Linked DNA regions of Homo sapiens: region 1 is linked to region 2. A link is a loop called in an ENCODE intact Hi-C map of the cell type or tissue named here. Cell type or tissue: PC-9. All regions are shown on one strand. Each heading gives the region's core, and the rest is flanking DNA. Links, peaks and the distances in the headings are about the cores only.

Evidence for each region. Peaks named below come from ENCODE experiments on the same cell type or tissue, not always from the same donor. Only the 100,000 strongest peaks of a DNase experiment are listed, where the experiment ranks them.
Region 1: a loop joins it to region 2, with 5 times the contacts of the local background. A loop is called at or near these places in 2 of 110 quality-filtered maps.

Annotation. Positions count from the first base shown.
Region 1 is chr6:37,569,779-37,586,578 of GRCh38, forward strand. It overlaps LOC124901313 (a long non-coding RNA gene), which reads left to right and starts at 4,927. Exons shown (of 2, transcript XR_007059568.1): 1 at 4,927-7,645; 2 at 10,552-10,784. RefSeq lists enhancers at 14,435-15,108, 15,109-15,781. In PC-9, for the core only: no CTCF peak of the experiment used is centred there; a DNase peak (open chromatin) is centred at 6,873; H3K27ac peaks cover 827 bases.
Region 2 is chr6:37,630,498-37,643,143 of GRCh38, forward strand. MDGA1 (MAM domain containing glycosylphosphatidylinositol anchor 1) reads right to left here. Exons shown (of 17, transcript NM_153487.4): 15 at 8,040-8,170; 16 at 7,708-7,816; 17 at 182-6,962. The coding sequence ends at 6,871. Among named protein-coding and RNA genes, the nearest start is that of MDGA1, 61 kb to the right of the region's middle. RefSeq lists an enhancer at 1,107-1,156. In PC-9, for the core only: no CTCF peak of the experiment used is centred there; a DNase peak (open chromatin) is centred at 8,394; H3K27ac peaks cover 1,909 bases.

The DNA of each region.
Region 1 (16,800 bases), core at 5,548-8,047, 62 kb before region 2:
TCTGCTGGCGCTGATGGAGGGGCAGAGCCAGGCCAGCATGCGGGCCCTGGCTGTTTTCCTACTCACAGCAGCCCCCTCCCCACAGCTTCATTCCCTGCGGAAAGTGAGCCTGAAATTATCCTCAGCTCGCACGCTCCTGCACGCACACAGGCGCCAGTGCCTCCATCTCCCACTCCCGGTCCACTAATTAGCTCTTCTAATTAAATCCCTGCTGGGTTGGACAGGGAGGGCCTTCTCTTTTCCGGATCCTCTGAGGACCAGGTCATGCTGACCTAGAAGGCTCCACCCACTATCCCCATTCCCATTCCACAGCCCCTGCTCCTGCTCAGAGGAGCCTGGATCCAGGGAAGAGACAGAGGAGGAGGGGACCCCTATGGGTAGGAGTCCTGTTCAGCAAACACAAAACACCTACTATGTGCCCAGTACTGTGCAAAGCTTTCTGGGGAAGGAGGTGGAGATGACAAATGGGCAAGACCCAGGGGCTCCCCATTCTGAGCTTCCTTCTCCCAATCACTCTGGCTCCGAACCTTGATCTCATCCTCCACTCTTGTCCCTTCTGGTACCCCCAGGCAGCAACCTGCCGCCTCCACCTTATCTCCTCGCTTCTCTACAGAGAGTTCCTCTTTGACCAGACGGCCTATGCATTGGGCCAGCTGAGCCCTAGATCATTCCTCCTTTATCAAAGTTTTAATCCTCTCTGAGGTCCCGTGCACTCACCTCGCAGCTCTCTTGGGAGCCCTTCCTGACTGCTGCGTTTCCTCCCGTCTGCTGGGGCCAGCTCCGGGCCTTGGCGTATGCCGCCTGCTTCCCTTTTTATAGGCTCCACCTGCCTCACTAAACATCTTTAAGCCTCTGAAATCAGAGGCCGTGTCTTGTGCCTCTTAACCCTTTACTGAGCCCAGCACATTGTGAGTACTCTAAGAATGTCTACGGAGTGACTGACGAACCAGGAAGATGGAGGAGATGGGTTCCTGCACTCCCTGTGCTCGCCCCTGGAGAGCTCCTGTGATATGGAAGAGAATCCCAGGCTCCTGGATCTCAGCGTGGACAAGACTTAGCTGTCACCTTGTCTAACTTCTCCCTTCGAGCAGAGCCTGCCACGGGAATTCTTTGCAAGTGACTTATTGTCTCTCAGTGTGCCTCTTATTGTGTAAGAGTGAAGGGGTCAGGATAGGCCGGGGGCAAGCTGAGCGAGGACGAGGCCTGAGCCGGCGGGAGGCTCTGGACCATGGACAGCATCACAGAGTCGGCCCCTGGAGGCAAGAGGGCGGCTTCTTATTCCCCGCATCAGGCAGTCACCGGCTGCCAGGAGCCGGGGTCGGGGAGGAGCGGAGCCTCTCCAGAATCAGGGCAAGGTGGCTGAGAGCAGTTCTCTAGAAAAGGGGGCTGCTGTGAGCTGTTAGCAGCAGATGCCGATTTTGGGGCCTGGTAAGGGGGTGTGGGCGAGCCCCAAGAGCATCCACCACATCCCCACCCAGAATGTACTTTGTACTAGTCGTGGTTCCTGAGCCTGTCCGAGAAGAGCGGGGAAGAAGGATAGAAGGGTCTCTTGTCTTCAGTGCCAGCCCATGGGGCACCACAAGATGCCACTCAGGAGAGGTTTCGCCTCAATCTTGCACTGAATTATCATCTGTCAAATGCGTGAACACATCCTGTGGCTTAGTCTGTAAGGCTGCTATAATAAAAATCCCATAAACTGGGTAGCTCAATAAGCAACAGAAATTTATTTCTCACAGTCTTGGATGCTGGGAAGTTCAAGATTAAGGCGCCAGCAAATTTGATGTCTGGTGAGGGCCCTCTTCCTCATAGATGGCACCTTCTAGCTATGTCCCCAACTGGAAGAAGGGGCTAGCTAGCTCTCTGGGGTCTCTTTTATAAGGGTACTAATCCCATTTATAAGCGCTCTGCCCTCATGAGCTAATCATCTCCCAAAGACCCCCCCCCTTCTAATACTATCACACTGGCGATTAGCTCTCGACGTATGAATTTAGGGGGGCATACAGACATTCAGACCATAGCACCCTGCTTTCATCATGTTGATATTCACATCTGGGTCAATTCTGTCCCATCACATTGCCTGGCTTCATTTGCCCTCCTCTGACCTTGCATTGGCCCTCATAAAAACGTCCTCCCACCTCCATCCAGCCCCTGCTGCCCTTGCACCATCTGTGCTCACCGTCGCACCTCCCAGCCTCAGCTGCCAGAGGAAGGGTGGCCCCTGACCCCAAGACAGCCAGTTCAGACCTGTGACCTGAGCACATAGACTAGGCAATTGGGTTTCCTCTTTTGAGAGTTTGAATGAAGGATTCCAGAGGAAAGTTGCTGATGGTGGCAGGCTTTGCCCTGACACAGGCTGAGAAGGGCTGGAGACGCTGAAGCTTTGGGGAGGAGAGGCCATGAGTAGGCAGAGTGGAGAGAAGCAATGCTTGGCCTGAGAGAGGAGATCATGGGGTGCAGAGAGGCTGGTGGGCCAGGGGAGCTGTTGCCCACCCAGGGTCTCCGCTGGTTCTAGTGCCCTGAGCACAGCTGCAGGACATCCCTCGGTCCCTGTGAGATGCCCGGAACTTCCTGGAAGAAAGGAACAAAACTTTTGGCTGATATAGCTGATTACCTACCTAGTTACCAATCTAGCGCCATCCCTCCTTCTGCCTTAGCATGCTCTATGAAGAGGACCAATACTCTGGCCTCAGGAGATGAAACTATTGGCTTAAATCAACCAAGGTACTCCCGTCTACCTTTACTAGTGATTGGTTCAAGGGTGGGCATGTGACCCAGTTCCAGCCAATGAGATGCAGGGGGGAACACTGCTGGAGACAGGGAGCCTTCTGGGAATGATTCTCTTCTGTTTCTTTTCTTTTCTTTCTTTCTTTATTTTGAGACAGGGTCTCACTCTGTGGCCTAGGCAGGAGTGCAGTGGCATGATCTCAACTTACTGCAGCCTCGACCTCCTGGGTTCAGGTGATCCTCCCACCTCAGCCTCCCAAGTAGCTGGGACTACAGGCCTGGGCCACCACACCCAGCTAATTTTTGTATTTTTTGTAGAGACAGGGTTTCCCCATGTTGCCCAGGCTGGTCTTGAACTCCTGGGCTAAAGCAATCTGCCTGCCTCGGCCTCCGAAAGTGCTAGGATTACAGGCATGAGCCACCACGCCCGGCCTGCCAGGTACTTCTTATATGATGCCCAGAACAAAACACAACGTGTGAGCTGGGTTCTTACCACATAGGGACTATCACCTACTTTGGTCCAGCAGTTTTATTTCTTTTAATATAATCTAACATTGAGCAAGCTTTTATGCCTATCATATCAAATGGTTAGCAACATCGAATTTATGATCAGTTCAAATCAGGTCTTTTTCACACAAAATTGTGTTGCACCTTATATCCTCACCCCTTTCTGTTTCTGTTTTTCCATTTTTTGTTTGTTTTTGTGTCAGGGTCTTGCTCTGTCACCCAGGCTGGGGTGCAGCAGCATAATCATAGCTTACTGCATCCTCAAACCCCTGGGCTCCAGCGATCTACCCGCCTCAGCCCCCAAGTAGCTGGGTGTGCAGGTGCCTGCCACCATGCCTGGCTCTGTTTCCGAATGTATGCAGATATTGAACACAAGATTATTTTTTTCCCAATCTTTTTCATCTTTTTATGCTACAGCCTGTCAAGTCTTTTCAAAACCAGAACCTGCCAGCTCTCAGTCACTAGTTGGACAACCACCCTTAAATAAGACATTGTGTATCTAAGGGATGTGATGAACCACGGTGCAATTTTGAAAAAAAAATGTGTCCCACAGTCTCTTTTAAATTTATTCAGTGGGGATTATCTTTCCTTGACCTAACTGAAAACATCAGCAGGCCGAAGACTTTTCTACTCTCTCCCGCATAAGTGATGATTCTGCAGTCACTTAAAAAAACAAACAAACAAACAAAAAACAAAAAAAACCCCAGCTTTATTGAGATATAATTCACACACCATAAAATCTGCCATTTTAAAATGCGCAATTCAGTGTTGTTTTAGTGTATTCGAAGAGTCATGCGACCATTACTACAATCAGTTTTAGAACATTTTCATCACCCCAAAAAGAAACTCTATACACATTAGCAGTCCCTCCCCATCCCCCCATCCCCCACCACTCCCTGGCCCTAGGCAATTCATTCAGCTACTTTCTGTCTTTAGAGATTTGCCTTCTCTGGACTTTTCATAAAAACAGAATTGGTGGCTCACGCCTGTAATCCCAGCACTTTGGGAGGCCGAGGCGGGCGGGCAGATCACCTGAGTTCAGGAGTTCGAGACCAGCATGACCAACATGGAGAAACTCCGTCTCTACTAAAAATACAAAATTTGCTAGGTATGGTGGCGCCTGCCTGTAATCCCAGCTACTCAGGAGGCTGAGGCAGGAGAATCGCTTGAACCCAGGAGGCGGAGGTTGCGGTGAGCCGAGATCACGCCATTGCATTCCAGCCTGGACAACAAGAGCGAAACTTTGTCTCAAAAAAAAAAAAAAAAAAAAAAAAGGAAAGAGAAAAAAGAAACAGAATCAAACAATGTGTTGACGTTTGTGACTGGCTTCTTTTTTTTTTTGAGAGGGAGTCTCACTCTGTCACCCAGGCTGGAGTGCAATGCCTCAATCTCGGCTCACTGCAACCTCTGCCTCCTGGGTTCAAGCGATTCTCCTGCCTCAGCCTCCCCAGTAGCTGGGATTACAGGTGTGCACCACCACGCTCAGCTAATTAAAAAAAAAATTTATTTTGTAGAGATGGGGCTTCACCATATTGGCCAGGCTGGTCTTGACTCCTGACCTTAGGTGATCCGCCCACCTTGGCCCCCCAAAGTGCTGGGATTATAGGCCTGAGCCACGGTGCCTGGCCTGTTACTGGCTTCTTTCACTTAATGTTTAATTCTCGATGCATGGTGTTTTCAAGGTTCATCCATGTTGTAGCATGTATCAGTAATCATTCCTTTTTGTGGCTGAATGATCCATCGTACGAATAGATCGTATTTTGTTATAGTGATGGACTTTTGGGTTGTTTCCACTTTTAGAATACTGTGACTTCATGCTGCTGTGAACACTCATGTACAAGTTTTTGTGTGGACACATGTTTTCATTTCTCTTGGGTATTTACCCAGAAGTAGAGTTCCTGGGTAACTAACTTTCTGAGGAACTGCCAGATAGTTTTCTTCTGCCGCATATGAGGGTTCCAATTCTTCCGCTTCCTCATCAACGCTTGTTACGATGTGTCTTTTTTATTACAGGCATGTTGGTGGGTGTGAGATGGGATCCACGGCATAGCAAGGGCTCTCTCTAGAGTAATCTTTTCACCAGTCCTCTTTTCCACTATCCACCCTCTTTATATTTCTTTGGCTTGGCTGAGGGTGCTCTGAGTTATGCACCTCGTTCTTGAACATTTCCCTGGTAAATTCTGTGTATAAGATCTGACTTTGAAATTTCACCTCTATTGTATGTCGATGACTTTGAAACCTCCATTTTAATATCTTGGTAGGTGCACAGTGCCAACATATGACAGGCACTTTATAATAATCTCTTTTCTTCCCTCAGTTTTCCACCAGCCACTGAAAAGCACCGTTAGCCAGACAGAGGACAGCTCCCCAGGGCCCACACTCTCACCTGCCTTGCTTCCGTTCAGGAGAAGGGACATCTGGAAAGGCTGTGTCAAGGCCTTGCCACAGGCAGGATGGGTGTCTCTGGCCTATCTAATAACAGATGTGCTTGTGGTGACAGAATAAAATAGAATAGCAGTCAGGACTTTGTTCAGGCTCTGCCACTAACTCACCATGGGACCTGAAAAAGCGACTTTCCCCCTCTGTGCTTCTGTTGTCATATTTACAAAACATTCTGGGAGGGTTGGATCTGATGAGTAATACAATTTTAGCTCTAGAATAGGATCTATTGTACTTAGAGTTCAAAAGAAATGAAGATAAACTTGCCCCTTGCTTCTGGGGAGTGGCTGGGCTTATAAGAAAGGCTGGACACAAATTTGGTGCAGGAGTGAGGTTTTGGGGACAGGGCTGCAGATACAAGGACAGAGAAGGGGTAGGGATGGAATGACCAGAGCACAGCTTCCAGGGCTCCTGGGGCTTAGCCCTGTCCCTGTGGGGGCCATTGTGTCACTCAGGGCCTCAGAGGGTGAGAATGGGAAGGAATATTCCACACATGGGTGGGATGTAGGAGAAGGAAGGTGGCCTAGACTTGGGCCTGTTGGGGATAGTGACCACACTCCTTCTTCTTTGTCTGTTTTCTGGGTCTCAGCTCTGCAAAGGAGGAGCATGTGTGGGGATCAGAAAAGCGGGGAGCAGGGCTGGGCCAGGCTGGGGCTGGGCCAGGCTGAGGCTGGAGAAGGGGCTGAACAAGGGCTGTGTTCCTTCCCTGACAACTTCCAGCCCCACCTGGGCTCCACCAGGCACATGAAGGCTGCCCGCCCCACTGAGGAGCCGCTTTCCCAACCTGGAAGTGATTTTCAATGTTTCCTCACTGGGCAGTGCCATTCAGCTACTGGTAGGTAAGGTGCAGGAACCATGGGGCGTTCGTGTGTGGGTGCCTGTATGTGTGTGCATGTGTATTCGTGTGTGTGCGTGTGTGTACATTCATGTGTGTGCCTGTGCGTGTGTGTACATGTGCGCATGTGTGTTCGTGTGTGTGCACATTTATGGACATGTATGTGTGTGTGCATGTGTGTGCATGTTCAAGTGTGTGTGTGTGTGTGTGTGTGTGTGTGTTTTGCTTCCACCCTTCCTCCCAGTCTTATTCATCCTAAGCCTCATCCTATTGCCCTCTGGGAGATGTCCTGATGGCCTCAGAATGCCCCTCCTTTATGTCCTCAGCACTCCCTGAAGCTTAAATGACACATTTCTGACTCATCACACTCAAAGCTATGCGGTGTCTGCTCAGCTGCTCAGGAGGGATCTTGAGGCCCAAACTGTATCCAGATAGGTGAGAGGGGTCACAAACGGCCCGCAGGCTGGAGACTGAGATGAAACTAACGTTTCTCGTATCACTGCTGTGTGCTGGCTGTTGCGCAGGTTGCTTCTCATCTTTCGTCTCATTTAATCCCTGCGGCAATTTCATAGAAAGATATAATTCATACCATTTCTCCAGGAGGAGAAATTGGGCTCAGAGAGAGCTGAGGATTTTTCCCGAGGTCTTGCAGCAGGGCAGGGGCTGAGCTCAGATGTGTCTCTAAAGCTTGGGTGTTTCTCCTATGCCTCACTGGTCCAAAAGTCTATCCCAGATGAGCACAGAAGCCCATATCTCCAGTTGGGTTCTTCCAGAAGCTGACCCTGCCATATATATCATTTATATTCACATATGATATATTACTGGAATGCCCCCTTGAGAATCTGGCAAGACAGCGGGTAAAGCAGGATAAGAAAGAGGAAGAAGCCAAGCAAGGGGAGATTGCAGGTGAGGTCCCAACCTCAGCCTGACTCCACAGGGATGGCTGGAAGGTAAATCACACCTCGGGATTGGTCCTGCTTCAAGCTACCGTTGCTGATCTTTTTACTCTCCTACTGGTTCCTGCCTACAGGTTGCCTGGAAGTGATTGGAGGGGAAGGAATGCCAATTCTCAGACATTTCCAGCTCTCCTTACAGGCGAGGCAGCTGGCTCCAATAGCCCAAGGGAAACTGCTGGAAAAGGTAACAATGCCACATGTCAGCTACAAAGCCCCCTGAAGCTGGGGGTGAGCACACAAACCACTTAAAGGGATTGGAGGCCGGGCACAGTGGCTCACGCCTGTAATCCCAGCACTTTGGGAGGCCAAGGCAGGTGGATTGTCTGAGCTCAGGCATTCGAGACCAGCCTGGGCAACACGGTGAAACCCCGTTTCTACTAAAATACAAAAAATTAGCTGGGCGTGACTGCTTGTGCTTGTAATCCCAGCTACTCGGAAGGCTGAGACAGGAGAATTGCTTGAACCCGGGAGGCGGAGGTTGCAGTGAGCCAAGATTGCGCCATTGCACTCCAGCCTGGGCAACAAGAGTGAGACTCCGTCTAAAAAAAAAAAAAGTGATTGGAGGAGATCTCAGTGGGGCCCGAACGCCATCTGCCGCACTCAGCTTTATCAAACCTGGAGGGGCTTAAGGAGCACTGGACTGCGTGTCTGGAGGTGTTTGGTCTGCTCCTGGATCCTGCTGCTAACTTTTTCTGTTAGCTCAAGGACACTGCCTCCACTGTGTGAAACGAGGGGCTGGACTACATTCATTCATTCATTCCATGAATATGCCCTGCGCACTTACTGTGCATCAGGAAACAAGAGACAAATATCTCTGCCTCATGGAGCTCACATTTTAGCAGAGAAAAGCTGATAGGACAAAGGAAATAATCAAATTCTATAGTATATTAAAGGGCATGCGTGCTATTGACAATACAGCAGGGATGGAGGGTGGGAAGTGCTGGTGGGGGGAGCGTGACAGCTTTAAATAGTGCCATAGGGGTGACAGTGGAGCACAGACCTGAAGGAGGTGAGGGAGTCAGCTCTGCAGACGCCTGGGGGAAGAGCGCTCCAGGCAGAGGCAGCAGCCGGAGCAAAGGCCCTGGGGTAGGAGAGTGCCCGGGATTCGAGGAGCCATCAGGGAGGCAGGGGCAGCGGGAGTGGAGTGAACCGGGGGAGAGTGGCAGGACGGAAAGTCAGGGAGATCACGAGGGGCCAGATTGTAGGCAGCTGGTAGTCCATGGTGAGGGCTTGCACCTTTACTCCGAGTGAAATGAGCAGCCCTGCCGAGCAGAGGAGGGACATGACATGACCTCGCTTATGTTTTTAAAAAATCTCTGGCCGGGCGTGGTGCTTCATGCCTGGAATCCCAGCACTTTGGGAGGCCGAGGCGGGCAGATCATGAGATCAGGAGATAGAGACCATCCTGGCTAACACAGTGAAACCCCGTCTCTACTAAAAAAAATACAAAAAGTTAGCCGGGCATGGTCGCGGGCACCTGTAGTCCCAGCTACTCGGGAGGCTGAGGCAGGAGAATGGCATGAACCCGGGAGGTGGAGCTTGCAGTGAGCTGAGATCTCACCACTGCACTCCAGCCTAGGCAACAGAGCGAGACACCGTCTCAAAAAAAAAAAAAAAAAAAATCTCTGTAGCTGCTGTGTTGAGAAGAGACCATAGGAGCGTCAGGGGAACACTCTCTCCTGCGAGAATTGAGAATGGGCGGGGGCCAGGCCTTCTAGTAGCAGGCCTGAGGAGGCCTCCCCTCCTGGGCTCCAGATTACTCCACTGTCCCTGTCACCACAGGAGAAGCACCTCCGGCCGCATCCTACCTCCCTGGGGTGAGGTAAGAGTGACCCTGCCTCATCCTAATACTCAGTCCTCACCAGCACACCCAAAATAGACTGTGCATGTTTACCCTCAGCCCGAACTCAAGACAGACACAGTGGTAGCACAGTGCAAACACAGGCAGGAAGACAAGACCCTGGCTCCAGCCTGCCCCTCTCCAGACCCCCCATCCCTGACCTCTGCCACCTTCCCTAGGCCCCGTGGATCTCCCCTGTCTTCCCCACCTTCCTACCCCATCCTCCTCAGTTGTCCTAGCACTGATTATTGTACTTTCCATCAAGAGCTGGAAGGGTCTTGGAGAGGGTCTGCTCCACCCTTCCTACTCTGCATCTGGGGAAAGTGAGGCCCAGGGAAAGGAAGCAGCTTGCACAAAGCCATGGGGGTTAATTAGTCAAAACAAACCTCACCTAGGGAGGCCCACAATTTCCCATCCAGTGCTTTCTTACTGCATTTCAGCCTCCATCATATACCTCCTTTATCCTTTAAACACGCTGTTTGTAGGAGCACTGGGCTAGGAGTCCAAGCTAGGGTGCAGTACTGCCTCTGTCATAACTGCATGTGACGTCATCCTTAGGGCCTCAGTTTTCTCAGCTCTAAAATGGGCATTAAAGATTTCCTTCCAGTTGGAAAAAAAAAAAAGTTAATATGTGAGAAAATGTAGTTGGGAAACCAGTCCTGGGCCCAAATCTCAGCTGACTGCCAGTGAATAACATGAAAACGAAAACATCCTTAAACAACACACATGTTAAATTAATTAAAAGAGATGAAAATAGTACGAGGCAATGTTGGCCCAGCTGGGAGGAAACGGGAACATTGGCTCCTAAATTCTCCACAGCTCTATTGTTTGGGCTATAGCAAAATGTAACAGCAGCAGCTACTGCCGGAGAGAACAACTCATGCCCTTCGGCTTGGCAGGTTATCACACATTTGGAAATAAATCTCAAAGAAATAACACAAATGGAGAAAAGCAATTTGCACTAATATGATTATCTGGAATGTGAAAAAAACTAGAAAGGTCCAAACTGGTCATTAAGCCATGGAATTTATACGTGAAGGAATAACAGCTCACACTGTGGCAGCAGCTGCCGGTTGCCTCCCTGGATCCATCTCTCTTCCACCCTTAGAAAAAACTTTAGCAGGGTACATGGCTGCCCAGAAGAGATATTCCATTTCCCAATATCCCTTGCAACTAGGTGTGGCCTTGTGACCAAGTTCTGGCCAAAGGGATATAAACAGAACAGTCATCTGTGACACATGTCATTACAGAGAGGAGCATGCCCCTCCTGGAGCTTTCTTCCTTCCCGCTGGCCGGAATGCAGTTGTGATCATTTGAGTTTCAGCAGCCACCTTGGGCCATTTGGAGGAAGGCATCTGCTGTGCATGGCAGAGTCACGTGAAAGAAGGAAGCTGATTCATTATCACCAGGTCACCGTGTCAGCCCTGGACTGCCTACTTCTGAACTTTTTACTTGAGGGATTAAAGTAACCCTGGGTGTTTAATCATTGTTAATTTGGATTTTCTGCCATTAATAACCAAATCAAGTTCTAACTGATAGAAACACGCAGGGAAAAAACGTTGAATGGAAAAGTAGGCACAAAAGTGGATGTTCTTCATGGATCCCAGCTATTTAAGTTATAGATTGGTACAGAGATGGTGATTGAATGGTGAGTCATCAATAATAGTGTGATGGTGTTGATTGGATTTTTCCCTCTGTAAACAAGTTTAGTTGCTGAATCGGTCAGGAGAGGCTAGGTTATGCTGAGGTGACAAGCAACTCCTAAATTTCAGGGCCGTAAGACAACTCAATTTAATTCTTACTCTCCATGTTCGTCGTGGGTCAGCAGGAGGCTGTGCTCATGGCAGTCACTCAGAGCACTGGCTGACAGAGACGCTGTGACAGAGGGCAAGAGAGAACGCTGGAAGGTCTCGCTCTCACCAGGAATTAAATGCCACGGCCTGAAAGTGACACTTTCATGGTGCTCACAACTCATTGGCCAGGACCAGTCCTAGAACCTGGCCCACCCACATGGAGGCAACGAGTGCAACTCTGCCACCTGCCCAGAAGGCGGCGAGCTGGAGAGACTTGGCAGATTGCACCAGTGATGATCACAGATACATCATGAAGAAAACGTAAGAGCACAAACATTTGTGAAATAATTTTTAGAAGTCCTTCCAGAAAAAGTAAAGTTTTATGTTTCTATAAGCCTTTATTTTATTTTATTTTATTTTATTTTATTTTATTTTATTTTATTTTATTTTATTTTATTTTATTTTATTGATGGAGTTTCTCCATCTGTCGCCCAGGCTGGAGTGCAGTGGCGTGATCTCAGCTCACTGCAACCTCTGCCTCCCAGGTTTAAGTGATTCTCTCACCTCAGCCTCTAGAGTAGCTGGGATTACAGGCGTGTCCCACCATGCCCGGCTAATTTTTGTATTTTTAGTAAACATGGGGGTTTCACCATATTGGCCAGGCTAGTCTCAAACTCCTGGCCTCCATTGATAGAACCATCTCGGCCTCCCAAAGTGCTGTGATTATAGGCATGAGCCACCATGCCCGGCTGAGCCTTTGTATTCCTGATGCAAGTCTGAATTCCTTGAGCACAAGAAATGCCCTGCCTTCTTCGGTAGTTGCCACAGGCCTATCCCAGGGCTGGGCCCATGGGAAGCGTTAGAGAAGGAACTGCAATCAGAATGATGGTAGGTGACATGCTCGCCATGTGCTGGGCACTGCACATTCCATCCGGAGCCCTTATGGACGTGCCAGACATGCTTCTCTGCACCTTAGATGGATTAACTCATCGAATCCTTACAAAAAACCTTTGAGGGTAGTACTGTTATTATCCCCATTTTACACAGAAAGAAACTGAGGCACAGATGGGTTAAGTGACTTGCCAAGGATCACCACTAGGAAGAGGCAGAGCCAGGAATGAATGCAGGTGGCTCCAGAGCCCGTGCAATCCTGTGACTTTGCCCAAGCTCTAGAAGGCAGGAACAGCAGTGAGAAAAGACAGAGTTCTGTCCTCACGGGGCTGCAGCAGTCTACCCTGTGTGGAGCCCCTGTGATAGGTGGAATACGGCCACCATCAAGAAGTCCACGTCCTAATCCCTGCAGCCTGTGTATGCTATCTTATTCCTTATTCCTTATAGAAAAGGAACTTTGTAGGTATGATTAAATTAAGGATCTTGAGAAGGAGAGATTATCCTGGGTTACTGGGGTGGGCCCAGTGTCATCACAAGGGTCCCCATAAATGGAAGAGGCAGGAGAGTCAGAGATATGGTGGTAGACACAGAGACTGGAGTGATGTCGCCGCCAAATCAAAAAATGCTGGCAGCGTCTAGAAACTGGAAGAGGCCAACAATGAAGCCCCTCCCCCGCCCTGGGCCGGAGCCTCTGAAAGGAATGCAGTCCTGCCAACACCTTGATTTTAGCCCCAGAAGATTTATTTATTTATTTATTTATGAGCTAGGATATCACTCTGTTTCCCAGGCCAGAGTGCTGTGGCATGATCTCAGCTTACAGCAACCTCTGCCTCCTAAGTAGCTGGGACCACAGGCATGCACTACCACACCCGGCTAATTTTTTGTATTTTATGTAGAGATGGGTTTTCACCATGTTGCCCAGGCTGGTCTCAAACTCCTGGGTTCAAGCAATCCATCCACCTCAGCTTCCCAAAGTGCTGGAATTACAGGGGTGAGCCACTCCTCTCAGCCCTTATAAGATTCATTTTGGACTCTTGACTCCTAGAACTATAAGAAAATAAATGTGTGTTGCTTTAAGCCACAAGGGTTGTAGTAATTTGTGAAAGCTGCAACAAGGAAACTAATACACGCCACCCCTCCATTTTGCTCTTCAGAGACCCACTGGGTAGACAGAAACTCTTGTACACCCTTCGCCCCAGCCCCTTGCGTCTCCTTGAGATGGAGGCTGAGAAAGAGCTGGGAAGGAGCTGGGAAGGGTCGTTCTATCCTGGTTACCTTGGGAAATGGTGAGCATTGCTTACCCTGTTCCTGGGGTCCCGGGCAAATCCTGGCTCTGCCTGTAGAACAGGACTCCCCTCCCACAGCCTTCTCCACCACCCTTTCCCAGAGCTGGGATAGCCTTTCTCCTGGGCATGAATGAGGGGTCTTTAAGGCCTTAATGCCTCTCACTCCTGCACCCAGACTGGGCCCCACCACTCTCCTGCACTAGTACATTACCCACACCCATGAGCCAGGCCGGCTTCATCTCTGCTGAACCATCAGGGGAGGTGGAGGGCATGCCAGCCAAGGGAACAGAGTCTCGGAGAGACCAGCCCAGAGAGAAGCGGGCAGAGACAGGCAGAAGGGGAATTGGCATGAGCAGAACACAGAGACTCAGAGGTGGGGAAGGGGAAGCAGAAAGAGGAAACAGAGCCAGAGACATACGGTGAGCATGCCGGTGGCTTTCTCCCTGAACTGCTCCAGTGGTGTGTAGCCGCTCGGGTGCAGTCGATAGCTGGGTTTACCAGGGTAGCTAATTCCTGGTCCTGTCAGCTGTGGCAATGACCAAGGGCTTCACTTCATAACACAAAACCCACACTCCTTTCCATGACTGCAAGGCCCGACTGACTTTGGCCCCTGGATCCACTTGGACTTTGTTTCCCACGATGCTTCAGGCACTGTGGCCTCCCCGAATACCCCAGGGACATCCTCTCCTTGCACACAAGTCTCTGCACAGGTCACCTTTTTACAAGACCCTTCCTTGACCACCCTTTCTAGAACAGCAGCCGGCTACATCCCTCTAACTCAGTTTTTCTCCATAGCATTTATCACAACCTGACACTAGACCAATGGGTATTGGTTGAATGTCTGTCTCTCCAACATCAACACTGTACCCCAGTGTGTCCATACTCTGCTGCCCACACAGTAGCTATGAGGCCCTGGTGGCTACTTAACATTTGCATTTGTATTAATTAAAATGTAATACAGGTGGGCCGGGCACGGTGGCTCACGCCTGTAATCCCAGCACTTTGGGGGGCCGAGGCCATTGGATCACCTGAGGTCAGGAGTTTGAGACCAGACTGGCCAACGTGGTAAAACCCTGTCTCTACTAAAAATAGAAAAATTAGCTAACATGGTGGTGCACGCCTGTAATTCCAGCTACTGGGGAGGCTGAGGCAGGAGAATCACTTGAAACCTGGAAGTGGAGGTTGCAGTGAGCTGAGATTATGCCATTGCACTCTAGCCTGGGTGACAAGAGTGAAACTCCGTCCCAAAAAAAAAAAAAAAAAGTAATACAGCTGGAAGCTCAGCTCCTCAGCATCCTCACCATATTTCTGGTGCTCAGAACCCACATGCGGGTTAACAGTACCCGACTGAAGAGCCCAGAATGCATTTCCATCATCCTAACTTTGTGCCAAGAATCAAACTCATAATCAACTCATATAAAGCAGGTGGACACACAGCAGAAGGAATCCCAGCAGCTCCACACTGAACAGGTGTAATTATGCTGCCCCAGCACCCCTCCTGGCCTCCAGGTGCCCCTTGAACTCCCCTCCTGCCTCTCTCCCTGGCCTCTCCCCTGGGGCTCACTGCTGCGTCTTCCTCCCTTGGTGGGGTCGGCGCCTCCTCCTGCCGACCCTGTGCTCACCCTCTCCAACTGCATTAGCTGGGTTGTCGTTGCTAATCTGTGTGCCTCCCCACGAGCTGGGGGCGGCCAGGGAGCTTGGATGGACCTTTCACCTCTGCCACCATGACAGCACAAAGAGCCTTGGAAAATGCTGGCTCCCAGTGGGCTTTCCCCCTTCTCCCTTCTCTGTGCTCCTGGTGTCCAGTTTCACACTCTCCATCGCCACACCCAGGGCAGAGGGCCCCAGCCTCCCCGAGCTGCTGGAGCCACGTACCCAGCAGCCGGGGTGGGGATGGGACAGGATGGGCCCTGTGGTTGCTGAGGGAGCAGGCCAGAGAAAGGCGCCCTTTCTGACACTCGGCGTTGCCTCTCTTGGTTTCATCTTCTCATACAGCCATAGCAACATGGCAGGTCAACAGGGTACCTTTAAAATTATGGGAAAGGCTCATGCTTTTTTGGTGAATGAGTTCAGGGAAGCCTATGCTGTCCCGTGGCACATTCCCCTGCCTCCCCTGCCCGCCTCCTGCCATGTAGGGCAGGCCCCTTGGAGACCCCCTGCCACCTTCCCTCCCCACCTTCCTCTCTGGGATCCTGGCCCAGGCCAGGCAGCAGGGCTCCAGGTGGGCAGGGGGGCAGGGAGAGAGCAGGGCCCAGGGCCATGTGAATGTAGGAGAGGAGGCCCCAGGTGTGTGTGTGTGTCCCCAGCCCTGCCCCCAGCCCTGCCTCCTCTGCCAGGATTCTGAGCCGTCTCGCTGTTGTCATCTTGTCTGATCTCTCAGACCGTGCAGAAAGCCACACTGTCACTGTTCCCCTTGCCTTCAGCCTCCCCAGACCCCCTGGGATGTGGGCTCCTCCCACCGCCTCTCAAGACCCCCATTCACCCACATGATGCCAGGGGGAGAGCAAGCTCTTCAGACAAGGAAAGGGCTGGAAGAGGTGCTTAAAGTGGTGAGGGGATCAAGGTGTCATAGTGGCTCAGAGGAAGGGAGAGAAGCTCGGATGCACACTCATGTACATCCAGGACCTAGAAGCTATCCCTCCCTGCTGCTCTGCACACAAGCTGTAGGAATCAGGAATTGCATTTTTCCAGGGAGGATGTCATCCACAAGCCTGGACACTGAGAGTTGGGGTATGTGAAGCCCAGCGCTGAGCTTGTTAAATACTCCTGATTCAAGATCCCCACTGCCCTGGAGCCTGGGGTCTCAGAGGATACAATCCCCTTTGGGTCCAGGCCTGGGAAACCCACTGTACCTCCCATCCCCAGGCTCCCAGAGTCCCATCCTCGCACTGGCAAACAGGAGGGGAATCACCCACGCTGCACTCCTACTCTCTGGAGGGGGAGTGTCCTTACTTTGGCCTGAGTCTCCTCTTTGGCATAAGAGTGCTTCTCATCGGGAGGACCTGTGGAGTCTCCCTGCGACATGTGGTCATTCACCCACCCACTGCAGTCCAGGACAGTGGTATGGACTTACCCAGGCTTCCTAAGAGCCAGTTCAATTCGTTGTGGTGCCTCAGTGCTCACTATGCCAGAGCTGGACAGCACCGTCGAGAAGCCCCGCATTCCACAGAGGAGACAACTTGGCCCAGAGGGGAGAGGGATTTATCCAAGATCATGCAGTAAGTTAGGGCCAAAGTCCAGATGCAACCTCAGGTCCCCTGATGACCAGACTGATGCTGGGGGGCTGCGTGAACATGCATCAGAGCCTGAGCATGTGCACCTGCTCTGGCATGGTGATCACGTTCCCCTCTGTCCACTGGGTAGGAAACTTGCTCTTGCTCCTCCCCTTCAGGAGCTGCTGGTCGGACTGAAGGGGTGGCCATCGCAGTGGGGTCGGGGGCCATTTCCTCAGAAGCTCCCAAGGACCCAAAGGCGCCTTGGGGGAAGTGGGTATCTGCCCATCTGCTGGCTGCCCTGTATCCAAGCTCCC
Region 2 (12,646 bases), core at 6,846-9,345:
TGAAGGAGAGTTGAGCTGGAGAGGTCATGATGCCTGGAAAGCTGAAGTTATGAGGAAGCAGACACCATGACTCAGGAGAGGAACTGCATGGACAAAAAGCAGCAGATGCTGGGGAGTGACTGAGTCATGCCAGGGTGGTCATCTATTGCTGTTGTCAAAAACTACTCCCAACCGCAGGGGCTTAAAACAACTATTTTATTATATCCCATGACGATGGGTCAGGAATTTGGACAGAGCTTGGCCGAGCAATTCAGGTGGCAGTTAGGCTGGTCTGGAAGGTCTGAGGCAGCTGCACTCCCATATCTTCTGGTGCTTTGGTGGAGATGGCTGGAAGGCTGGACTCAGCTGGGATGGTCAGCCAGAGCCCCTCCAGCATGACGGTCTCAGAGCAACTCAGAGGACATCCTAGGTGGCAGTTCAGGGCTTCCAGAGAGAACGTTCCAAGAGGCCTGAGCTGAAGCTCCAAGGCATCTTCAACTCAGCATGTCACATTCTATTGCACAAACAAGGCACTAAGAGCAACCCAGATTCAAGAGGAAGGGAATTAGACTCTGCCTCTCTACAGGAAGGATAACATGGGATTTGCAGCCATCTTTATTCTACCACAGGTAGAATACAGAAGCACCAGAAGAATACAGAAGCACCAGAAACTTCTGTAGATGATGATCCTAGAGCTACCTTGAATCCAAAATGCCCATCTGGTTCAGGAAAACCATCCCTGTTGCAACTCCTGTTTGGATTTCTGAGTGCCCATCCCCCTCACTGTGTTTGTCCTCACAATAATGCACCTGTACTTGAGTGAGCTTGAGCGGATTTCTCTTCCTGTGCTCAGGGAGCCAACCTACAGCAGTGGTGAGTCCCTTAGACCCTTCCTCTTCCATTAGAAAAGAAAGGCCAGGTGTGCCAGCAAGAAGTTACCCAACATGAGAGCCAATAAAACTTAGGTGGTAGGGAGAGGGAGCCCTTGGTCTTGTAATCTGAGCTTCAGTTTCCCCATCTGGAACATGGAAGTGAAACTGCCCAATCGACCTACCTGAATCATTGTAACCAAGTAACCTGAAAGACACTTCCTGTCATTTGCCTGATATGATGTAGTCCATATCATGACATCCACACCCTTGATTTGGGGTCACTTTGCAAATGCTCATCACTGCCTATCCCCATGACCTTGGCAAGCCCATCTCACCTACAATATATGAGTAGATGTTTGAAATAAGTGACCTTTAAGGACCTCCTAGCTCTGAAATTCTAGAATTCTGAGAGGTCTGGGGTAAAGGGAAAGGTTGGCATAACTTGATCTTAGGGCAAGGATGCAGCTAGCTGGTGGTGAATAAGGGAGGCAGCCCCAAGTAGGGTGCAGGGTGGGGTCTGTAGGGCCAGAATAGAGATTAAGAGGGAAGGGACTCCAAGCGTGTAGGAGGGATGGTAGGGTTGGGTGCCGAGAAGGGAAAATGGCATTTCAACCACCATACCAACTTTAGTCCTCCTCCTTTGCCCTTACTCCCCTTCCTTGAGCCTTCTAAGTTTTTGGGCCCTGTTGGCCTTTGCATATTCTGTTCCCTCTGCTCAGAAGCCTCTCCCAATCCCAACAGGCTAACTCCAATCATTCTGTCTCTCCTAAATGTCTCTTAGAGAAGTCTTCCCCGAAGCCCCAACCCAAATAAGAACCCTCTTCATACCTTCTTTCATAGCACCAATTTCCCTTCCCAGCCCTCACTGTACACATCATTATATATGTCTTGGTGTCATTATTAGCTTACTGTCCATCTCTCCCATTAAACAGGGGCTTCCACAAAGGCAGTGTTTGGTTGGTATTTGCTGAATGAACAAATGCACACAAGTTCACTGGGAGCAGACCAGGATGCAGGTCCTCACTGTCCAGGCCACAGAGCAGGATCCCTGTCGACAGGTGCCAAAGAGAAGAAAGGCTGCCCCCAGGGAGCTGAGAGGAGCCCTCCAGTGCCCCGGCCCCGACCCTGGCCCACTCTGCCCTGCCAACACACACGGCTGACGCTGAGCGCTAGAACACTGCAGCTTTATTGATAGAACAACCGCGTCCGCAACTAGAGGTTACATTTGGGGGCTTGGAGGTGAAAGAGAGGCAAATGGGGAACAGAGGCTGGGGTGGAGACAGACAGCAAGGCAAAGGGGTGAGGATGGGGCTGTGTGACTAAAAAAACAACCCCAATCATTTCACCCATTAATAAGGGGGTCTCCTGTTGTGCTTTTACCTTGGTGGCGGGGTGGGCTGGGGTGGTCAGACATGTGGGCCTGGGCATGAGGAGTTTTGGCTTTTCTCCCAAGTCTTTGAGGTCTCAGGGCTGGTGCAGCCCCTTCCCTCCCTGACCCTTCTCCTGGGCTGGGGATAAAGGCCTTGGTGAGCTGGCTACTCTAGGGCAGGAAGAATGCATGGAGACCTAGAGGGCCACCAGAGTTGGGCTGAGATGGTGATTATGTGGGTGGCTGGGAGGATGGCGGGAGGGGGCCAGGAAGGAGGGCAGTCCTATCCTAGGAGGGTCCCTGGGAAATGAGTGCAGGCAACAAGAGGGCAAGGGGTGGGGTGGGCAGATGCCATCCCTCTGGACCTCGCCTGTACAATGGGGGCACCAGCTTAGATGCTCCCTAAGGTCCCTTCTAGTTATAAGGGTCAAGGGATCCCCAGGAAAGAGTGGTCCTTCTGCCCCAACACACACACACACACACACAAACACACGCACACTCCACACATCACACACATTCTCAGACACACACGCACAGCACTGACTCGATAGAGAGGCGGGTGCTTCCCGGCCTTTGGAAGCATGGAGGACTCCGCTGAACCCTGAACCCAACCTCAGCCAGTGGCTCTGCAGGGACTCTCCAGAGCAAAGACCCTGGGAATACTCCCCAGCCCCTCAAGCTGCCCAGCGAGAAAAAACACAAGGATTCTGCACGCCCCATCCGTGACCCTCCCGGTCTTTGGGGAAACCAAGAGGATGAGCACATGAGAACATGCTGACCTTCACTCCTAGCCCAAGCTCTTGTGAAGTCACAGGGGAGAGGAGGGGAAACAGGGTCTCTTCTGTCTGGGGGCCTGGGAGAAGGGCAGCAGCTGCAGACACTGTGGTGGGAGGGTGGCCACCTCTGTGTGGCACCCAGGCCTGTCATGGGGCAGAAGGGTCTGCAGCCTGGGATGAGAGGCCAGAATTTGGAGCCGAGGGCAGGATCCCAGCAACATCTATAACATCCCCACCGGCACCCTGGACACAGGACTGTTAGCCAAACTCCCTGCAGTTGTTTGGCAGGAGACCTCAGGGGCAGTGACAAGCGGTGTGACACCCCCAGGGCTGTAGTACTTGGCTCTCCCAAGACTGGCTCTACTCAAACTAGCTGTGTGACCTTGGGCCACTCCCCTTCCCCACTCTGGGCTTCAGCTTCTTCATCTGCACGAGGGGATCAAACTTTTGAGGTCCATCCTCACTCTGACAGCCTGAGCCAGGGGCTTTCCCAGAGCACAGGGAAAAGGAGAATGAATGAGAAAGAGGTGTCAGGCCCATCTCTGAGAGGTAGGGGTGGAAGGAGCATTCCAGGAGGAGGGGGCTTGGTCTTCAGGCTTCACTCAGCACCCTAGGAGCCTGTCTGTGCTCCCAAGGGCAGGATAGCCCAGCTGAGACTTCCATAAGCTGCTATACAGCACCTGGCCCCCGGAGTCCTTTTCACCAACCTGAAGGGGACAAGGGATGGAAGGGCCCCAGCACCCTGAGGGCTGACCCTGAACACCCCGTTTTAAGGCCACAAAATGCCTCAGTCACCCTGACCCAGAGGGCGAGGCTGCCACTGGGGAGATGTGCTGGATCCAGCCAGCCTGGTCTCCCCTGGCGGGGGTCACTCATGGGCCACCCATCAACACACAGACACTGACACACCATGGCGCACAAAGACACAGCATGAGCAACACTGATACAGAGATGCTGGCTCACAGGCACACACAGACACAGACACTGACAAGTCACCAGGTGATACACAAAGACACTCATTCCTGCTGAGGAACACACAAACACACAGAGACCAGCACATGCCTAGACATTTACAGTGCCCACTGGCATACACTGACACCCACATCCCCCACCCACCTGCTGGCACACACAGACATCCACATCAGCCTCACCCATTCACACGTGGGGACCTCAGCATTTCAGCAGACACATTTTGTCAATCCCAGGTCAAGCCATCCTCAAGGCAGGGCTGTCTGCACCCACTGAGACCTCCAGCAGCATCCCCCCATCCCCCCTCCACCTTGTGCCCTTCGTCCATAAAGACCAGGAACCTGGGGGCCACATGTATGCAGTTCAGCTCAGCCAACATGTACTGAGCACCTTTACTGTCCACTCTATGGATCCTGAGGGGAACAAGGGAGACAAGTCTCCCCTGTCGGAGCAGCCAGGGTTGCGGGGCAAATGGATTGGAAGGTCCTCTGAGGGAAGCAGGCACAGGGTGCCTTGGGAACCCCAAAGAGGGAGCACTTGGGGCTATTCATCTCTGGTGCTCCAATGCCTACCCCAGCGAGGGCACAGAGGAAGCACCCAGGTGGTGCCAGGCCAGTGGTTCCTGCTGTCAGGAGAACCCAAGGAGCTTTTCAACATTTCTTGATGTCCGACTGCGCTCCAGTCCAATTAACTCAGAACCTCTGAGGTGGGAACCAAGCAGCAATACTTTTTAAAGGACTCTGGTGGTTCTATTCTGCAGGCAAGGCCAGGAACCACTGATTACAGAATCCATTCCACCGGGCAATGGAGTGGTTTCCACACCAGGCTCACTTGTGCTGGGCACGAGCGGGAGGTGGCGAAGGTGGAGGGGGGACTTGGAAGGCTCAGAGGAGGAGCTCACAGTCTAGTTGGGGCAATGGACTCTGCACAGATGGGACAGTTAAGGAACAATACCCGACAGACGCGATGGAAGTGTATGCTGAGAACCTGGAGCGACTCATTTCAGACAGAGGCCTTGACTGGGTCAGGAAGGCAGCCGTGCTGATTGGGCATCAGAAGGCCCCGCTGCATCCTGGCCCGGCCACCCACCAGCTGTTGGTGATAATGATCACACAGGCCTGGCAGGGGGAGATGGGCAGCCTTTGCCTCGGTTCCCCGCCTGCCTCCTGGCACTGCAGTGCTGCCCGAGTTCCAGGCCTCTTCTCTGCAGCTGTCCCCACCAAATGCTCCAGAAGGAGCCCTGTGATGCTCCTCACCAAAGGTGCTTGCATTCAATAGGGTCATCTGTAAGCTCTCCGTCATCCATAGGGGATGAAAGGTGGAATTTCAGGCCATCGCAGGCAGCTTGAGACTACAGAACAGGGCTGGACAGAGTCTATTCAGCCAGCACCCTACAAGCGAACACATCACTCAGGAAGGTGGACACACACGCTGACGTACACGGACATTCATAGAAACGAATGGGTCTCAATCCAGTCTCACAGGCAGATATGTGAGATTGCACACACAGACCTGTGTTTGCACACACTCCTGCCCAACAATGTACCCACGGTGGTACCTAGACACAGACGGGCACAAACACATACACACATATGCACGCATGCCTAAAGAGTCATTCTAGAAGGGGCTGGGCCTTCTCTCTCCCATGGATGGCTAGGTGGGGGCTCAGGTGATGTCAAGGAGGAAAGATCTAGATCCCATCATGTCAATCTCAGGTGCCTAACCCAGGACCCAAGGACAGGGATCCCTTTCACAGCTCCCAGAGAGTGAGGGGACTGGCACCTGCTCCCTCCACCAATCCCAGCTCTATAAGCCCCTCCTCCTTCACTGCCCCTGGGTGGAGAAGGGAACTTTCAACTAGACAGTGCTTTTTGGCATTTTGCCCTGTACACACCCTCCTATCCAGGGCACCCTTTCATGCCAAGTAGATAAGAAATGAAGGCCCCTCTCCACTTCCAAATTCATTGTCTGATATGGGGGCACCAAATCACAGAAGCGGGACGTCTCTTCTGCCTTTCTCCAAGTCAAGCCTCACCCCAGAAAATGGGCTGGCCACCGCTCCCCCAGCTCCTCTGAGACCCAGCTGGGGGCTGAGGCTAGGAGAGAACCGTGTTCTCAGGAGTCCCACTGCTTGTAGGGTGGAGTGGGGAAGTTATCAGTCTTCAGACTGCCCAGGCCCAAGACCCTGTGCTGGGTCCCTTCAAAGGGTGCACACTGAGGAGGGAAATATGGTGTCCCAGAAATAGGTCAAGGAATCTGGGGTGACCTATGGTCTCCACCATCCAGTGCTCACTCTGGACAGAATCGTGTGCAGCAGGTGCCCTACCTTCCTTGTCTCCTGGACGTGGGACAGTCACAGAGCTCGCAAAGTCCCACCTGTTCGTCCTCTGATCCCTGCCTCTCCCATCTCAGGAGTCCCAGAGTCTGACCAAGGGAGGGGCTCCATGTCTGCCCCACTTCTGGCTCCCTTCTGGCAAAGCCACCAGGCTGGAGTTCGGCCTTGACTTAGGGGACAGGGTAAAGTCAGAAGCACACCACGAGTGCAGCAAGGACAAGGCCTATGTTGCGCCGAGGTCCCTGGGTTGGCGGATGCCATTCAGGCAAGTCCCCTGTCTTTGCAGTAAAGAAGGTGCTGGCAGGTCAGATAGAAACTTGTGCTTTAATATATCTCTGTGTGTGTGAGCATGAGTGTGTGCGTGTGTGCAAGTGGAACAGCTGTCTCCAGGGCCTCAGTGCCTGGCCTCTGTCCTTGTTCTCTGCTCATCCTTGCAGCCAATGCAGGCCCCCTCCCTGGCGGGCCGGCCCTGCCCCTGGGCACCCCAGCTGGCGGGGGTCAGTCTTTGGTACAATGTGGACACTTTGGTGTGCCGGGGGCAAGGTTGGGGGGGTGGCCACACAGCTCTCATCATCTCTGCAACGCCAAGAGGAAGATGGCCATGGGCCCCCACAGCTGTGGGCTGGACTGGCAGGGGGCTCCACTGCCCGGCATCACCACCACTGCAACAGGGGAGAAAGAGGAGACAGGCCAGGGCTCTGGTCAGCTCTGGCAGGGGCAGGAAGTGGCAGGCAGGTCGGCACTGTTACTCTGCCCACCTCTTTGGAGGGCCTGAGGGTGGGCACTGGCCTCAGTGCACACAGACAAACTCACCGCACAGACATGAGGTGGCGTGGGGTGGGGTGGGGGTTAGCTCAGCCTGCCAGGGTTCACATTCACTAAGACTTGGAACAATTTACTTGACCTCAGTGGGCCTCAGTTTCCTCATCTGTAAAATGGGTCCAATGGTGTGTACTACCCCAAAGGACTGTTGTGAGGATTAACTGTTGTGAGGTAAGTGAAACATGCATATACAAGTTTGTGTGCCTTGCCTGGTACAGAGTAATTGCTCAGTAAGTAGGAGCTGTTAGTATTGGAAACCTCTGGCCCTGGAAGGCACACGTTCACCTCTGGAGCCAGAGGTACGCACAGATGTATTCAGACACAGGCACAGGAGGCGCTCTGATACCGTGAACAGGTCAGTATGCTCATCACGAGGGTGGGGGCCAGGCTTCTCATTGTTTACACAAGTACACAGCCTGAGTGAGTGTGGGGCACACCTTCACACAGTCAGAGCCACATGATTCCCATCACTCAGACATTCTGAACCCCTATTCAGACCCAAACACCCTCCCTCAACAGACAGGAACCCCCGCCACGCACAGCTCCCTCCAGATTCAGCTCCCCCACCTCCTTCCCGTCTTGCACCTTTATTGGGATCCGTCTGCTTCCGGGGACACTCCCCCTTCTTCAGTGTGACGTCATCTATGGCAATATCCCCCAGGTAGCCCGGGCCTCGAACCCCCTCAAAAATAATCTGGGGTGGGGTCAGAAAGCAAGGAGCAAGGGTTGAGGAGGTTCTGCTGGGTACCAGAGTGCTCCCTCGACCCCACCTTTCCCCTTAATCTACCTGGAAGTTCCCCCTAACCTGACTCTTTCCATCCTTAGCCCCCAGGAAGAAGGACAAGGTTTTCCTAAGTGTTTCCTGGCCACAGCAACCACCGAAGCCGGGGAGGGTCCTCTGGGCCCTACGGACTCACCTGGAAGGGCCCACTGGGGCTGATGGGCACATGGGCCTGCTGCCACACATTGCCCTTATTGCCACTGAGAGACCAGGCGTGCGTGTCCAGAGCCCCTTTGTTCCGGGACCGCACCAGGAGGTTGAGGGAGCCTGCGGTGGGTGTGAAGACAGTGGGCAGTGAGATCTGGCCAGGGCACCCTCACCTTTCCACATTTACCAAGCCCTCTTCTCCCACCATAGCCTGCAGCCCTGTCCCTGTTGACAGGACCTCCTCCCCATGCCCAGCTGGGTGCAATGTCCCATTCCTGCAGGGACACCCTCAGTGTGGGAAAGAGAAGACTTCAGCAGGATTTCATTTCATCAGGATGACTTGCAAATTTTCTTTCATTTCTTTCCTGCCCTGCTAATCAGCTAATCTCCCCAACCCCAAACACACACATGCACACACACCCTACCCTTCCCCTCTAGGCAAGGGAGCTGTCCCAGGGCAGTGGGACCTCTGTCTGGGCACGCAGCAGGGTTTCCAAAGAAAACAGTGTGTCCCTGTTGGCAGTACATGACTTGTGGAGGGAGATGAAGGGCTTTTAAAATGTTTAATACCCAGTTGGCAAGAGGAGTATGTTGGGTCCAGTAAGGCCCAGTAAGGTCCAGTAATACCCAGTTGGCAAGAGGAGTATGTTGGGTCCAGAAGGCCAGAGAGGACAGTCTGTGTGACTGTCCGTGCTCTGCATTCCCCATGGGGTGGAATAAACACCAGCAAGTGAAAGCTTGCAGGAGGCAGATTTGAACTGCATCTAAGGAAGACCCTGGATGTATCGGATTTGCCCAGCAAAAGAGTGGGCTGTCTTGGGGGAGCATCCTGTCCCTGGACAGGACTATCCAGCAGGGCTGCTGCGGAGGGGACCCCTGTCTCCAATCATGTTACCCCCTCTGCTCAGTCTCCTTTGAGGCTTCCCATCGCTGTCCTTCTCCTGGCCTTCCACACCTGATCTGGGCGCTGTCAGCTTCTCTGATCTCATTTGCTGCCACTCGGGTCTAGCAAACTGGTATCCTTGCTTTTCTTTCAACACTTGAGGGCCAGTTCCTGCCTTAGGGCCTTTGCTTGTGATGTTGCCCCTGCCTGGAACATTCTTCCCTCCCTCAAGGAAGTCCCTGACCACCCCATGTAAAATAGCTCTCTGTTCTTTTTTCTGCATTATTTTCTTTATAAGGCTTGGCACCAGTAGACTGTAAGCTCTTCAAGGACAGGGGCCTTTGTCTTGTTCTAGTGTCCTAGAACAGTGCCTGGCATATAATGGTGCTCAATTAGTTAAGTGAATGAATAGATGGATGAATAAATGAATGATAGGATTTGGTCTTCATGAACCCTGAGGTCCTTCCAACTCTGAGATTCTATGAAAGTCCTTGATAAGAGTTACGGAAAATTCTTCATTCAGAATTTAATTATTGGAACTGATAGGAGTTTGACACAGACCTTCCTGCAAGGAGTCAAATAGGGAAGGGAAGATGTGAATCCCAGGGACTGCCATACCGCAGAGCAGAGAGTGGTCTGGGCCTGGGGAGCTGTACGTTAAGGACTCAGAGTTCACCGGAAGGATAGAGGGCTCCCAGCTCAAACCTAGGAAGACTTCTGGAGGAGGTGGTGTTTTTGACAGCCCTTGAGGAGTGGGAAGGATTTGGCCAGGGGAATGTGGTAAGAGGGCATGTTAAGCAGAGGGAATAGGCTGAGCAAAAGCCCAGAGGCTGGAAAGCTGGAGTCTATCCAGGCACTAGCATACAGTTCTGCTTGGCTTTAGATGTGGCAAGACAGATACGGAGGAGTGTAGTGAGCAAAGCTCATTCTTTTTTCGGAGGGGGCGGTGCGGGGACAGGGTCTTGGTGGTACAATCATGGCTCACTGCAACCTCAAACTTCTGGGCTCAATAATCCTCCCACCTCAGCCTCCCAAGTAGCTAGGACCGTAGGCACGCACCACCACACCTGGCTAATTTTAAAAGTTTTTTAGTAGAGATGGGGTCTCGCTATGTTGCCCAGGCTGGTCTAGAACTCCTGGCCTCCAAAAGCACTGGGATTACAGGCGTGAGCCACTGAGCCTGAACAGGCCCTTTTCAAAAGGAAGGTTGGGGGTCCTGGATGTCCTCTGTAAAGGGATGTCAGGAAGCCCCTGAGCAGGGGGGACATTGGAGCTGATGGGGTGCTGAGGGGAGGGGACGGTGAAAAAGCAGCCTTCCCCATCAGTGTCCTTGGGGCAGGGCAGTGGAGGAGGAAGAAATGGTATGGGAATTGAGGCTAGATCCCAGGGGAATGGGGACAGGGGGCATATCTCCAGGAGGGAGAAGAGAGAGCCGTTCCTTTGGGGCTGGTGAGGATCCTGGAAGACACTGGGGCTTGGGCCCTGTGAAAGCCAGGGTGAGTACCTCCTGTTCTACTGGGTGCTGGCACAGCCTCTCAAGGTCCCACCCCCTGCTGGCGAAGGTGCCTCCACATGCCGGGAAACTTCAATGTGCTCCTCTGCCTGGCTTTGCCATGGGGGACAGGGTGTTTCTTGCTATCCTAGTTCCTCTTCCCTCCTCCCCTCCCACTCTGCCTGGCAGCTCTGGGCACCAGCTGTCCCCAGACCTTGTGTCTTGCTGGCTCTCCTTGGTCCAAGCCAACTCATTTCATCCCAGGCAGGTAACATTTGGTGGCTCTCTCCCACCAGGGGGTCTGTCTATCTGGTGTCACAGATGGTACACCTTTGTCTATGGGAAGTGCCATGGAAATGCCAGCCAACGGGCACCATCTAAGATTGATTCCCCTTCCCTCAGAGCCAGGTATCTCATATCACTGCGGGCTGGAGGTGAGCTGGAAGGGACAGGGAGGGGGCATTGGTGTTGTCTGGGCACTCTTAGCCAAGTTCTGATCACCTCCTTCTCCTCTAGCACCCCTCAGTTACCCCAGAATTCCAGGTCCCTATGGCTATGGGCAAATGGGCTGAGCACCCCCAGGCTAATGCCTCCAAAATCTCCCCTTTCGCTATCTTGACCAAGTTATGTAACACATGTGCTAATATCTTTCTTTAAACTAACTCACTCTTTTTTTCTTTTTTGAACTTTGTCATAAGCATCAGTATTAGAGAAATACTGAGTTTTAAGGGCTAGCTTTATTCACCACATAAAACATAGCCAGTGCTAAAATTAGGAAAGATGGGAGTAAACCCAAATGAACTGGTTGTCCTACCTGGGGAAGCCAAATGGAAATGAGAGGACTCGGCAGGGTGGTGGAGTCCTGGTCATCCACTCTCACCTACCCCAGAAGAAGCTTCTTATGAAGTCCAGACCCAGCCACGGGCAAAATGATCTGTGCAAATGGTTTGGGAGCCCCAGTGGATGCAGAATCTTCTATCCCACTCCATTCTTGTTCATCAGTTCAGCTTGACCCATCACCCTAGCTGTGGAAACTTCTCCACGATGAGCCTTTATATCTACATTTGCTTAAAGTCACTCCGTCTACCATTACGGCTGAGGAAAACAGTGAAGATGCTTTCTGTGGACTGACAAGGAATAATCACCAAGATGATGTACAATTCAGAGGGAAAAAGCAAGTATAGGATGGTATGTGTAAAATGGGAGGAAATAGATTATATATATGTATATATATATATATATGTACTGGTTTCTTTCTTTTTTTTTTTTTTTTTGAGACGGAGTCTTACTCTGTCACTCAGGCTGGGAGTGCAGTGGCGTGATCTCGGCTCACGGCAACCTCCACCTCCTGGGTTCAAGCAATTCTCCCTACCTCAGCCTCCTTACAGGCACCTGCCATCACGTGAGCCTGGCTAATTTTTGTATTTTTAGTAGAGACGAGGTTTCGCCATGTTAGCCAGGCTGGTCTCGAACTCTTGATCTCAGGTGTCCCGCCCGCCTCGGCCTCCCAAAGTGCTGGGATTACAGGTGTGAGCCACCTCACCCGGCCATATGTACTGGTTTCTATTGGATAAAGTATCTCTGAAAATTTGCCCTAAAATCTAGTCTATTAATCACCTTTGGCAGATCAACTGGGATGGGAGGGCGTCTGCATTATGTGCCCTTTTGTACCTTTTGGCCTTTGTGAAATGTATTACCTTTCCTATAAACAAGTAAACAAACAAAAACAATTTTAAAAAAATCATGATGTCCTCAGCAGAGTCTTCCATGACCATGCCGCGGGGTCAGGCAGGTCTCCCTGTTACCACCAGTCTCAGCCCCTGTCCTTCCACTGCCACAGGGGTCACTAACTCCTGGCTGGTAGCATGAGTTGTTTAATACCTGTCTCTCCCACTTGCCTGTAAATGCCAAGAGGATGGGGAACTCGTCCACCTCGTTCACTACAGCACCTGATACCTGGAACTGAGCAGGAGCTCTGGAAGTGATGGCTGACACTGGTTATGTGACGCTCCTACCAGTACCATTGCCTGCCAAAGGGCACTCCTTATGTTCACTCCCTCACTTGGGAAGCAGGACTTCCTCTCACTGCCCACAAAGAAGCACCCTTCCGATCTCATGTTTAGGGCTTGGAGAAGTCACACAGATCTAGCTTACTGTGTGGTCTGGGAAAAATGCTTGACGTCTCTGAGTTGGATGGTAACACTTCCCTCATCTGGTGGCT